2 separate regions of the Homo sapiens genome follow, and region 1 is linked to region 2. Evidence: chromatin loops called from intact Hi-C (ENCODE). Cell type or tissue: prostate gland. All regions are shown on one strand.

Evidence for each region. Hi-C counts contacts between places; a loop is a spot of excess contacts. Peaks named below come from ENCODE experiments on the same cell type or tissue, not always from the same donor. Only the 100,000 strongest peaks of a DNase experiment are listed, where the experiment ranks them.
Region 1: it touches region 2 in a loop (2.2-fold over the local background); 2 of 110 quality-filtered maps call a loop at or near these places.

What each region holds. Positions count from the first base shown.
Region 1 is chr2:223,203,664-223,206,163 of GRCh38, forward strand. The region is part of intron 2 of LOC105373906 (a long non-coding RNA gene); the gene reads right to left. Among named protein-coding and RNA genes, the nearest start is that of KCNE4, 150 kb to the left of the region's middle. In prostate gland, no CTCF peak of the experiment used is centred here; no DNase peak of the experiment used is centred here.
Region 2 is chr2:222,993,469-222,995,968 of GRCh38, forward strand. No RefSeq gene overlaps it. Among named protein-coding and RNA genes, the nearest start is that of KCNE4, 57 kb to the right of the region's middle. In prostate gland, no CTCF peak of the experiment used is centred here; a DNase peak (open chromatin) is centred at 1,033; H3K27ac peaks cover 1,911 bases.

The DNA.
Region 1 (2,500 bases), 210 kb after region 2:
GCCCCCAGTCACGTACCCCCGCTTGCTGAATCAATCACGACCCTCTCACACGCACCCCCTTAGAGTTGTGAACCCTTAAAAGGGACAGGAATTGCTCACTCAGGGAGCTCGGCTCTTGAGACAGGAGTCTTGCTGATGCCCCCGGCCGAATAAACCCCTTCCTTCTTTAACTCGGTGTCTGAGGAGTTTTGTCTGCGGCTCGTCCTGACACAACAGAAGTAGGTATAGTCCAATGACAGAAATGGGACTGCTTCTATTTGTAAAATATTCATTGTTTTCCAATGGTGACAGCCATTACAGCAATGCAAAGCATATTTTGGAGACTCCAAAAAAATGTGGAAGGCATAAATAAGGATGAGCATATTTGGTGACAGGGCCATCAAGACACTGGTGAGTCAAACTTGAGTGATCCAGGCTCTTACACTCAGTGACTCAAATTCACCAAACCCATTTTGCTCCTGAAGGCCATGCTCAGAGAATCAAATTCACATGCAGAGAAAGAGAAAATACTTCCTTTGTTATTGAATTTTTTTCTACAGGCACATCGGGAGCACATTTTTTTCTAACCACATAAGACACAGCTGAGATAAACACTTCTGAGTATTGCTGAGAGAGAAAGTGAATTTAAGAAAGTTATGTAATTTTGAACAAGAGGAATTAATTTCTGTTTTTGGAGAAACTTGAATCAGAAAGTGGCTCTAGATACTAACAAGAGTAAAAGAAGAGAGAGCTCTGTTCACTACCCCCAACTCCCCTCCCTAAGAAACATATTTACATAAACAAAGCAGGGTGGGGATGGGGTAATCTATGAGTCAATAGGATCATGTCCATCAGCTTCCAGCAAATGAAAGTCCACGAAAATGCTTTTTCCTTTCTCTTTTTAAATGTACTTAGTTAATTGACCATTTTAGAATGCGATACAACTCAAAAGGTGTTTAATGTGCTAGGAATAAAGGGTCTTTAAACATAAAGAGTCAGGATGACTACTAGAGGCACCTAGCACTAGCCTCCTCCACAAAGAAGGACTGAAACAGCCAGTAGGTAAACACGCATTGAATAGGGGCTTAGGGTGTCTAAGAGAGAACACTGAAACTTAGCAGGAAAGTGACAGGGAACCTCCCAGGCACAGAAGGAAAGGGAAACAATGCAGCTGACCTGGCTGGGGTTGGCTTGGAGCTGGGAGAAATGCTCCATTGTGGGGTAAAGGTAAGTGAGAGATCCCTAGTGGTCCACATTCCCACCACAGACTCCTGCAGTCCTAGCTATGAGAGAGTCCCTTAGACCTCATGGGCCCTAAGACTAGTATAGGGCACTGCCTGGGGTCCATGAGACAACATTGTTACAGACAGGACATTCTCTCCACATCCCACATCACCTCCCAAGACCTAAGCAGCTGCAGTGCATTGGCATTTGGGAGCCCAACACTTCTCAGACTACATGCTGCCCTGGGCCCCAGCAACCCCTGCATCTCCACATCCATGAAGCCCCTCTGACATCCCCCCATGTCCATCCAAAGAACTATAGCATTCCAATGCTGGCTGGACCTAGCAGCGCAGCCAGGTCTCAGCATTCCAGCCCTCTCAGAGTGCTAACCCTTGGTAAACAGGCGATGCAGTGCAACAGGGAGGCTGCCCCTGGGACAAAGGGAACCAAAGCATGGGCTCAACAGAGCTTGAGAGCTCTGCCTCTTCTGGGCTGCTGCCACTAACTGCAACCCTGCCTCCTGTGTGCTTGCATGTGCCTTCATGGAACCTAGGGACTGAACTTCCCAGACACTGTCCTGGGGCTTGAGGACAAATCTCACATCCTCTCCTGACAGCGCCACCCAGAGACCTTGAGAACAGGCTTGTACCACCTTTCTCCACCAGCACCCAAGTATGCGATCTGGGGGTCTGGGGATCAAGCCACCCTGCCCAATACTGCTGGTGCCCATATGTGCCATTCGGGGGACTAAGGACAGGCCGATCCCATGCACCATTACCACTGCCAGTGCCCAAGTGTGCCATTTGGGGGTCTGGGGATTGTCCTACTCTCTCTGCCACCACAGGTGCCCATGCACAGAATCTGTAAACCTGAGGGCAGTCTTGCCTAGCCCACTGCCACTGCTGCTGGCACTCCAGTGCATCATCTGGGGAACTGAAGATTAATCCTCTCCACCCACTGCTGCTGGCACCCACGCACATCTTCAGGGGGCCTGACAAGAGGGCCTCCTTGCCAACCACTGCTGGTGCCTGCACAGGCCATCCAGCAGCTTGAGGACAGACCCGCTTCACCCACTGCCATTTCTGCTGGTAATTCCATGCACTGTCTGTGTGCCTGGAAACTGCTCTGCCCTGCTCATCACTGCTAGTGGCTGTGCACACTATTGAGGGGCCTAAGGACAGGTCTGCACTGCCTGCTGCTGGTGCTGGCACCTACATACCTCATCCCAGGGTCTGGGGATTAATATGCCCAACTGGTGTCTATGCAAGCCTCCTGGGGCCTGAGGATGGACCCACTC
Region 2 (2,500 bases):
GATGAAACTGTCTTCATTTGCTCCTTTTTAGAGATGTTTCAGTTCTTTCTCACAAAGGGAAAAAAAGATAATTGAATATTAAAATATTCAAATGTATGGTTTATCCCTGGGATAACTAGACTCAAAATCTCCAATTAGTAGGATATTCTGACCAGACCATATTATCCTTTCATCATCTAGCCAGCTACACATAGACACGAGGTCATATTTTCCTGGTCTTTGGTACTTTAGGAGCTTTACTATTTCAGAAGTACTTCAGAAGCAGGGATTCAATGAAATACATGCACATACACAACACACATATGTACACACCAGCCTTTTTCATGATTAGGATTGGTATGGAGGAAAATTAGGTAATGTCTCTCATTCATTTATGAAATATGTTTTGAGCACTTCTATGAACTAGCTTTTCTACTAGGAGCTGGGATACAGCAGGGAGTAAGTCAGAGGCTCTTTATTTGCATGTGGTTCAAAAACCGATAAACATCAGGCAAATAATGCAAATCTCTATTACTCCTACAATACACTATTCCAATTTAATTTTTTTTCCCTCTGTTTTCTGTTGTGGGAGTCCTCAGGGTCTTGGCAACTTTCCAGTTCTAGAACAGATGCATGGAAGGCACAGTCAGGGATGTGTCTTAACATCGATTCATCTCTGCCAGACAACTGGATGAGCCAACGGGTTTCTTGGGAGCGTCTGTCTCCCTGACCACATTATGAAAAAGCCGATACCCACCCTAACCAGGACGCCCATTCTGTTGACTTTCAGCACTGCCCTGGTTTCAGGAAGCATCTGTGGTGCTTTTGCCCATTAGCGTTTCATGCTGTCTGCCCAGTGTCCATAGATATGATGGGAAGACCACCTGGTCAGAGGTGGCTTGCTCTGTCTCACAGTGGAATCCTGGCTTCTCTCTCCATCTTGTTTATAAAGCTGCATCTGCTCAGTCTCAGATGAGAAGAGGACACGAGGCAGCACTGCTGGCAGCTCTTAGTCACTCTGCAGAGAGTTCTGGTAATTTTCCTCTGTGAGAAAGGGGGCTGGTTGCCAGCCTCAGTCTGTGATTCCTGTGCTGTTCCCTCCAGTGTCAGCTGATGAAATAAGGCCTTTTGATTTCCTTCACTGTTACATTCTCTGGCAAAGAACCACCAGGGAAATGAGACTAGGAACTTTCAGGCTATCCCAGGCAGCTGAGAAGTATTCATAGAAACAAAAATATTAGATTCGTTAAATATTAAGTGCCAAATCACAATGATACACTGGTGCTCATGAATGTATTACGCATATGTAGATTTGAACATAACGTTTGCACTTGTATGTTTTTCTCCCCAGAAGTTTGCATCAGTTAGGAAAGAATAATATTCCCTTTGCATTATCTTGGCTCTTTCTGGATGAAAAGCAAAAACACCATTTAGCTCTTGGCCCAGAGGTGTTTCTCTTCTGTACATTTTTGGGGCAGGGTTTTCTGAGGGAATGTGGGCCTTTCATTTCTTCTTTATAATCCTATATTCCAATTATTGTAGAAGCCTTTCCTCTTGGAAGATGTGGGTTTAGGGTGTCTAGCACTGCACACCCTGGTTGAAGTATTAAATCTCTCATACTTTAGATTTGTGATTCTGGTGGGACAATTAATTATAGGATCCTCCTCCTTTCCTATAAGCTGCACAGTATAGGCCTGGTTAATTACAAATTCCCATTTTCTTGACCACTCTGATGATACAGGTAAGAGCCTGGTACCTGAGACGGACCAATCTTTCTTTAGGGTTCTTCTGTTTGGAGCTGGAGCTCTGAGAAGAAATCTTGCACTGGGCTTGAGAACAGGAAGCACACTAATTAAAAATCTACTTCACCACTGATACGTTTGGCTCTGTGTACCAACCCAAATCTCATCTTGAATTGTAGTCCCCACAATCCCCACGTGTCAAGGCTGGGACCAGGTAGAGGTAATTGAATCATGGGGGCAGTTTCCCCATGCTGTTCTCGTGATAATGAGTGAGTCCCATGGGATCTGATGGTTTTATAAGTGCCTGGCATTTCCCCTGCTTGCACTCATTCTCTCTCCTGCCACCCTGTGAAGAGGTGCCTTCCACCATGATTGTAAGTCTCCTGAGGCCTCCCAAGCCATGCAGAACTATGAGTCAATTAAACCTCTTTTCTTTATAATTACCCAGCCTCGGGTATTTCTTCATAGCAGCTTGAGAATGGACTAATACAACCACCATACAGAGAAAGTCTGTCTATGCCACTGAAGAGTACTTCCAAATAGAGAAAATCAGAGAGTGGGCTGGACTGGGAGGCAGAGGTTTCCTCATTTATGTTCCTAGACACAGTCAGCAACGGAACTAAAAATGTCCTACCTAATTGATAAGGTGAAGCAATGTGTTCCTTATAACATCTCTCTGTTTTAATATAACTTTGCTGATCAGAAAGGAAAAGGCAAAAAATTGAATCACCACTAAAGGACTTATCCATGTGACCAAAAACCAACTGTTCCCTCAAAAT